Linked DNA regions of Homo sapiens: region 2 is linked to region 1. A link is a contact called in ENCODE Hi-C or POLR2A ChIA-PET data. All regions are on one chromosome and are shown on one strand. Each heading gives the region's core, a stretch centred on a gene start or an enhancer-like site at or near the end of the contact. The rest is flanking DNA. Distances are from core to core; before and after follow the strand shown.

Region 1 (4,460 bases), core at 1,135-3,634:
GAGCAAAAGAATGCAAGGAATGCAATTCTAAAAGTTGGAAAAGGCGAGGAAACAGATACACTTAGAGCCTTCATAGGGAGGACAGCTCTGAAATTAAGATATCTTAACTTCAGCCCAGGAAATGGGTTTCAGAATTCTGACCTCCAGAACTAAAAAATAATAAATGCCTGTTGCTTTAAGCCACCAAATTTGGATTATTTGTTACAGAAACCACTGGAAACTAATATAGAAGTGATCATAATTCGATCTCCAATATAGTTCTACAACAAATCTAAGGGTCACACATATGGAAGGAAAACACAGAAAGGGCAGGAGGAAAAAGAAAGAGATAGAGAAGAATACAGAACAGAGAATTGAAGGGAAGAGGAAGAGAGGGGAGGGGAAAAAGTGTGAGGAGTTGCGAACAGGAGCAGAGAGAATAAGACCCCAAACATTGTTAAAGTCCATGGCAACTTCATCTTAAGGACTATTATCCCCACCTGAGTCAGAATGAGTTGGCATTGGCCCATAGCTACAAGTTATCTCCAGGGGGTAAAATTCCAGTGCAGAATAACCTATAAATACTGTGGCATCGCAGCTAGAGAGAAAACAGATTGATGTAGTCCTAGTTTGGAGGTCAATTGGCTCAGTAACTGTTAGAAGCAGCCAACAGTTAAAGACACAAATATTACACGGTTGGAGATAAAGTTCCAAAAAGAACAAATTGATTCATTTTGTACCACGAACTCAACTCAAAGTAAAGCCCTACTTCGCTTTTTAAGATATATTTTGTAAGGTTTTCATTTTTTGTTTTATGTTATTATCCTGTTATGACTTATTAATGGCTATCATTTGCTATAGTGAAATCGTATTGAGACTTTTCACTCAAATGCTCTAAATAATTAATCTATTTTCAAGAACGCTTTATAAATGCATTGTTATTTAATTATCTTATTTAATTTCATGTTTAAATAATGCTCTGGTATATATGAATCAATGGCCACATCTTAAAAGACATACCTGTATCCAATATTCAATAAAAGAAAAGGAAATTTAGCAGGAAAATGAATGATTTGTGTGTCTAACACCACCATTTAAACAACCTGAAACTCACGGCAACATTTGTCCCTTAGGTTCAAGGATGTATCCGAGGGTAGTCATGAAAATTCAATTCTTAACGCTGACTTGCTGTGCTCTCACAGGATTCTTTTCCTAGTTAGAGTTACAACATTTTTCCTTAGGAAATGAGACAATGCATTTTGAAGTTCTCTAAGGTTAGGAAGAGATTAGGGAAGAAACATTTGCAGTCCATATATAGATTCTAAATACCCATAGAATGATGATTTTCCTAATTTTCTAACAAATATTTCTTATATTATGGAGCTAAAAGCTACATTTTTAAGGGAGAATTGAGAATAAGGAGAAATGGTAAGGTACATTTGTGGGAAGAAACGCATTTAATTCAGTCTCTCCCTTTCAAAAACAGAAAGGGAAACAGCAATCAACACAACATATGGAGTATCTGTTTTTCGATAAAAATGCCAGGTAAAGAGGTCTTATTTAAATCCACACAGACAGTATTATCCTCCCCTTCTGAAGATTGTTTTTCCCCAGGCACAAAAGGTCAGGCATATTGTTGAGTCTGTTACCCAAAGACCCGAGTAACAGTGACATCTAGTGGTGCACGGTGATATAGGACGTAGAAACGCAAACGCTTGCTGAGAGCCCAGAGCAAAAAACCCTAGAAGGAAGCTGCTAAATTTAAAGTTTCCTGATTTCTGTGGCAACAAAATTGTATTCTAATGTAATCAGTTACTCCTGTCTCACAGGGAATGATATTGTTCTGGGTCAACATTTGGGACATGGAAAAGTCACTTCGTATTCACTGCTGGGGAAATGAGGAAACCTATAGTCAAATCCCACCACTTTGGTTTTGGAATTGGAAATGTAACAATATTGCTGGGATTTTTTTTTAAAGAGCATCATCAATCTGACCACAAAAGGTTATGCTCCTCAGACAGGAGAAAGGCAACTGAATACGCTTGTAAATGCCAATCCTAAAAATCTATCCAAAGATATTAAATTTCTCATTTTTAAATTTTATTTCTCTACAGACTATTTTCTCGTGTCTAAAAAAGAGGCCATCTCAGGCCGCTCTGTAGCAGCTCAAACTCTGGCACTCAGCCCATTGCCTTAGACCTACTGGCTACACCGTTCTGCCCTTCTCTGCTGCAGGTGCCAGCCACAGCATCCTTTTGTCTGGTTGCCAAATCAGTAATCTCTCTTGGCATCTGCCTTTTCTACCCCCTTCCCCCATTCTCCCCCTCCATCAAGAAATCTAATTCCAAGTTGGCAGGCAGAAGGTCAGAAATCTTTGAAAGCCTCAGCTTCCACCGCCCACTCTCGAGTCTCGCCTCTGTGCATTCTGCCAAATGCCAACTTGCTTTTCTCCCTCCTCCATAACATCCTGTATCTCTGGAACGCTGAGGTTGTCACCTGAATCTTGCCCTCACATCTGCTTCCTTCCCCTCCCTCGGCAGCAGGGCCCTCTTTCATTAGTAACATCCTGCCGCGTCTCCCCAAGGCTCAGCACATCTTGTCATCCGTCCCTGGCATACACAGTCTCTTCCTAGTTATCAACTTTGGGACTCGCCTCCATCAGAGGTATCTGGAGACCAGAGCTGGCCCAGAGCAACTGGGGAAGGCAAGCTGACGGCCCCCTGAAATCCACATAATTGCATCTTTGAAAAGTGGGCCACATGACAGCAAAGAACTGAAAACTAGTGTGACAGAGAAGACAAAAGACAAAAATCACACCCAACTCCAATAGATGACAGTTTTGTTTCTTTGTTTACATTTTGAAGTGACATGTTCAGGGAGACTTTAGAATAGTCTTTTAGGGAAAAAAAATTAATATCTTGCATGATTTGTTCACTATGAAAGAATTTTTTAAAACACATGCACTAGGAATTTTATATCATTTTTTAGTTTTAAAAAGATGACCATGTCAGTGTTTCATTTTGAAGCTACGAATTGCATATAAATTATATCAACAAAAATAGGATTCTCATCTCAATTGTTTCTAACCTCTTGTAACCACTGTGCCATCCTTATTGCTTCTCTCTAAAAATAGCAAAGTCGGAGCTAACTTAAAAAGAAGTAATAAGAAAAAGACAGCAGTAGAAAAGCTGAAAAGAAATTAAAGGCAAGTATTACCTCTCATAAATATCCACTAAGCAGAAGCTGAACAAATTAACTTCAAAACCATTGAAACTAGGGAAATACCCTCTTGCAGCAAGTCAGAAGATGAAAAAAATCACTAGTAAGAAAACGTGAAGTTAGATAAAGTCTTTTTTTTTTTTGAGATGGAGTCTCACTCTTGTCACCCAGGCTGGAGTGCAAAGGCGTGATCTCAGCTCACTGCAACCTCCGCCTCCTAGGTTCAAGTGATTCTCTTGCCTTAGCCTCCCAAGTAGCTGGGTTAACAGGCGTCCGCCACCACGCCTGGCTAATTTTTGTATTTTTGTAGAGACAGGGTTGCACCATGTTGGCCAGAATGGTCTTGAACTCCTGACCTCAGATGATCCACCCGCCTCGGCCTCCCAAAGTGCTGGGATTACAGGCGTGAGCCACCGTGCCCGGCCATAGATAAAAGTCTTTAAAATGCACTTTAGAGATATTATTACTGCCGTGTTGCTCTGTTTCACATGTAGCATAGTGTTAAGACTCTTCACAAAATTGTTTAAACTGGGTTATTATATGAAAATCATTTAGAGCCACCTAATTCTTTAACTTATGATGAAACAGAAGTCCAAAGATTAAGTTTTGTTTTGTTTTGTTTTTTTTGCAATAGCAAAGCAGAAACCAGAACCTAACTTTCCAATTCCCAATCCTGTATTATATGCACACCTATGTAGCATTTTTAAATATTAAAAAATATGATTGCATTGAATAGATGATTTCTGCCTTACTCAATTTTCCATTTCTAAAATAAACATGATTGCAATCATGAAATCCTAACTATTCACCACTAAATCAATGAAATCCTATGATTTGGCACAGGATTGGAACAAAAGATAAAATAAGCCCTTTAGAAAAAGCCCTTAAAATGTCGAAATCGCATCATATCAGACAACACTCTTTCCCAGAGTGTATAAAAGGAAAAACAAAAGAATATAGACTCAGACTAAGCTGAAGAACCAAATCTGGAAAGAGTGACATTGATTTCAAGGATCAGACTTCATATATTGAGGGTCCATGTGGGTGGAAGTGTTGGGCAAGCACACTGTGTTTGGAACTACCTTTAAACTCACCATGTTTTATTTGTGTTACTAAGACATTCAGGTTGTGTATTAGTCTGTTCTCACAGACTATACAGAACCACCTGAGACTGGGTAATTTGTAAAGAAAGGAGGTTTAATTGATTCACAGTTCCACAGACTGTACAGGAGGCATGGCTGGGGAGGCCTCAGGAAACTTAC
Region 2 (4,432 bases), core at 1,876-4,375, 320 kb before region 1:
ATTAGTCAAATTCCCCCATGAAATCTTCCTCCTGATGCTAACCCATACTAACCAAACCCTCTCAGACCTTTTCCTTACCTGGTGTTGCATTCCTCAATTAGCATTTAAGTAGAACAGTCGTAGAGTCTAATCATATAAACAATAGAATTTATGATCTCTGCATAAGTAGTATCCATGTCTCTCTGTTTTGTATTTTAGAGCTTTAAGCATTGGCAATGCCTAGTAAAGAGCTTTAATCAATCCTCAATAACTTACCACACAATCATTGGATGAAGGTTAAAGGATTTTTATCTTAGTTTGTTTGGGCTGACACAACAAAATTCCTAAGACTGGATAATCTATAAACAGAAATTTATTGCCCGCACTTCTGGAAGCTGGGAAGTCCAAGATCAAGGCCCCATCAGATTCAGTCTCTGGTGAGGGCCTGTTCCTCATGTATGGCACCTTCTATGTGTCCTCAGATGGAAGAAGGGGTGAACAAGCTCCCTCAGGCCTCTTTTATAACAGCAATAATCCCACTCATGAGAGCTCCACCCTCCTGATCTAATCACCTCCTAACCTCACCTCTTAACATCATTGCATTGGGGATTGTGTCTCAACATACAAATTTTGAGGGGACACAAACATTCACATAGACAGTAAGGAGACTCTTAAAGTTTGACTGAGAAAAACTGACTTTCACATCTCAGCATTGACACTTAGTAGATGTGTAAATTTGGCCATATTACCTAACTTTTCCGAGCCATTTCTTATCTAAAAAACGAAGAACATGGACAGTGCTGAAATTGTAGTTTGTGATAACATATAAAAAAGAATGCATAACATATAATAGATAATATATGTTGGGTAAATTTGAATTTAACAACTTTTTAAACTAGTATTCTTTGACTTGTATGTAAGCCAAATATGCCCCAAAAGACAAAGATAATAGTGTTAGAATACAACATACTCCCAGGTGAGAATTTATCTTAAAATAATATATTTTAAAATTGGATTTCCACAAGCACAGTAAAAGCAGGACCTGCCTGCATATAACATGTGAATATGTCTCATTCATGAATTATTTTATGTATATGAGTTTTGTGTCCTCAAATAAATTATGAGTTTTTGTGGGCAGCAGTTATATCTTATACTCACACATATTATTTGATAAATTACATAGCACTGGGAGCAGGTTTTCAATACTACGAATTCATTCATTCATGGATACAAAGCAACTGTCTAGGAAGAGACAAATTGGAACCCACAGCACTAAACTCTGTAATTAGACGAATCGGCAAGTTTATATTCAATTTCTTGATTACATTGTCATTTATCATTTTTTCTCCTTTAACATGAACATAGAACAAAACTTTAAACTAGGGTCACCATGTGGCAAAATAATGACCAATGACATGTGTTATGTCTTTCTAAAGGGAGGGGGAAAATAATATAATCACATACCCATTTCAAGGAAAAGCCACAAGACAGCCACAGCATGCATGTGTGCATGTGTGTGTGCAAAATTTTTGACTTAACTCAAAATAACATTGTCTCGCTAAAGACTAGGATTTTAGAAAAGTTTAGCTTTGCAATTCTTCCAAAATAAAGATATATTTTAAATGTGATCTCTTTTAGAATTAGAATTTGGGTTAGGATTAGGGTCAGGCTGAAATATAAATATCTCTGTCTGTTGCGGGAAGTCAGGGACCCCGAATGGAGGGACCAGCTGAAGCCATGGCAGAAGAACATGGATTGTGAAGATTTCATGGACATTTATTAGTTCCCCAAATTAATACTTTTATAATTTCTTATGTCTGTCTTTACTGCAATCTCTAAACATAAATTGTGAAGATTTCATGGACACTTATCACTTCCCCAATCAATACCCTTATGATTTCCTATGGCTGTCTTTACTTTAATCTCTTAATCCTGTCAGCTGAGGAGGATATATGTCGCCTCAGGACCCTGTGATAATTGCGTTAACTGCACAAATTGTAGAGCATGTGTGTTTGGACAATATGAAATCTGGGCACCTTGAAAAAAGAACAGGATAACAGCAATGTTCAGGGAATAAGAGAGATAACCTTAAATTCTGACCGCCAGTGAGCCGGGTGGAACAAAGCCATATTTCTCCTTTCAGAAACAAATGGGAGAAATATTACTGAATTCTTTTTATCAGCAAGGAACATCCCTGAGAAAGAGAATGCGCCCCTGAGGGTGGGCCTCTAAAATGGCCCCCTTGGGTGTGGCCATCTTCTATGGTCGAGCTGTAGGGATGAAATAAGCCCCAGTCTCCCATAGCGCTCCCAGGCTTATTAGGACGAGGAAATTCCCGCCTAATAAGTTTTGGTCAGACCGGTTGCTCTCAAACCCTGTCTCCTGACAGATGTTATCAATGACAATGGTGCCTGAAAGTTCCTTAGCAATTTTAATTTCGCCCCGGTCCTGTGGTCCTGTGATCTCGCCCTGCCTCCATTTGCCTTGTGATATTCTATTACCTTGTGAAGTACGTGATCTCTGTGACCCACACCCTATTCGTACACTCTCTCCTCTTTTGAAAATCCCTAATGAAAACTTGCTGGTTTTACAGCTTGTGGGGCATCACGGAACCTACTAACATGTGATGTCTCCCCCAGACACCTGGCTTTAAAATTTCTCTCTGTTATACTCTGTCCCTTTATTTCTCAAACCGGCTGATGCTTAGGGAAAATAGAAAAGAACCTACATGAAATATCGGGGGTGAATTTTGCCCAATATCTGGCTGAATTTCCCCCGATATCTGTCTATACTTACAATGGCACTTTTTCTATTTCCTGGTTTATCACATCTAGCTCCTCCAGTGTTATGTATTTTTCTAAGTGAAAGGAGTATAATCTCTTCCTACAGTCAAATATGTCCTGAGTTTCTCTTTAAAAAATTCCCTTACTAATCAAAATGAAAGGTATTTTTAATTGCTTTTTTAAAAAATGATTTTAAAACCCCTATCCAGTTATTTAATAGGCACATAGGACAACTAAATTCCCTTAACTATTGTTTGTTAAGTTATGGACTCAAGAACAATCAGTCTAAAGTCTTGGCTTGCTTTAGAGAGCTGCTAGTTCCTGTTCTCACCCTGCCTAACCAGAAGTGTTTCCACTACTGAGCATGCTTTCTCCCTAGATAAAGTAGATCTCTCCAAGCCCTATCCTCACTGTGTTCATCAGCATATCTGGGTTGTCTCCAAATGTTCCTTCAATCCTTATCTTTTTCTTTTCAATTTTTCAAATTCCATACTTTCTTCAAAATTTAACAGCACATTACGATACTTGCTATGCCTTATCTCATTCCAGAGGAAACTGCCAGGACCACAGTTCCTGTTGCAGGAGAAGCCATAATGAGTAAGTCTAAATTGAATGCATATTGGCTTCTGACCCAAGCATTGGCTTGGGACCTATGACATAATACGGTATGAAGCTAAGTGGGGATAATCAGAAGTTCCTTCTCTGGAATTTAAATTGAGAAATTTTATAGGAGAGTGGCTCATAAAAGCAGGAAATAAAAGAATGCAATTAGCAGAAACGAGATAAAATTGAGGCTTTGGCAGGTGAAAAGTTGTAAAAAAAATTTATAAGTAAGGAGAAACTCAGATATAAGAACAACAAAGCAAAAACCAACTCAACAAAGAGAAAGAAAGAATAGTCTGATGAAAATATGTCGGGGATGGAGTTTGAGAGTAGACGGGGGCACTAAAACGAACTGAGCTATGTTATTGTGAAACTTGAGAGTTAAAAACAAGAAATCCTGTTTAGACATCTATCTCAGTGTTCTTGCCCAAGCAGGATTTGTGTTTCCCTTGAGGTACTACACATGTATATGATTAGGTGTTGCTTACCGACCTCTAATTCATTAAATTATCTTTACCACCAGATTAGAAGCATCTTGAGCTCTGATATCCTGTCTTACTCTTTCTCTTTTTTTCTCTTTTACCCAAAAACCTAGCACTAAACAATACTTCTCACATAGAAAATGTTCATTAAGAGATTCAAAACAAGTTAAAGGCCCTACATATTAATTTTATCCAGAAATCTACAAGATAATGACTCCAAGTCTTGTTATTTCAGTTTATAAAGTAACAAGGAATGCAATTTAACTTCTAACATGTTTATTTCCCCCTTTTTTGTCAATATTATTAAGGCTTGGCAATAATAACTCACAGCATAGCTGGAGCTAAGTAACAGAAGACTTCAATCCACAGATTTTTGAGTCTGATAAATGGCAAGAACAAGTCAAAGGTTGTTTATGCCAAGAAAAACAATACCATCTTTTCATATATAAGAAGAAGAAAAAGAGAGTAATACTATTTGATTATCTCTTCCTAATACTTATTCTTTCAAATGGAAGAATGCCAAATACAAGTTCAGACTTTTTAAATGGAAAAAAGTTATAATAATTAGTATAAAATGAGTCAAAT

What was found. Hi-C counts contacts between places; a loop is a spot of excess contacts on that map. ChIA-PET counts read pairs that join two places held with the same protein, here RNA polymerase II (POLR2A). Pooled maps may share reads with other maps.
Region 2: a loop to region 1 is called in a pooled map, with 2.3 times the contacts of the local background. The contact joins two enhancer-like sites. A Hi-C loop is called at or near these places in 1 of 168 maps with a recorded cell type or tissue (IMR-90) and 2 of 50 pooled maps. POLR2A ChIA-PET finds 5 or more read pairs at or near these places in 1 of 52 experiments (activated CD4-positive, alpha-beta T cell).

The regions. Positions count from the first base shown.
Region 1 is chr3:107,062,992-107,067,451 of GRCh38, forward strand. No RefSeq gene overlaps it. Among named protein-coding and RNA genes, the nearest start is that of LINC00882, 180 kb to the right of the region's middle. Within about 2 kb of position 2,385, at least 5 of the 41 ENCODE cell types and tissues checked have a DNase peak (open chromatin) inside an H3K27ac peak, as active enhancers do.
Region 2 is chr3:106,742,291-106,746,722 of GRCh38, forward strand. All of the region lies in intron 1 of LOC105374029 (a long non-coding RNA gene), which reads right to left. Among named protein-coding and RNA genes, the nearest start is that of LINC00882, 500 kb to the right of the region's middle. Within about 2 kb of position 3,126, at least 2 of the 41 ENCODE cell types and tissues checked have a DNase peak (open chromatin) inside an H3K27ac peak, as active enhancers do.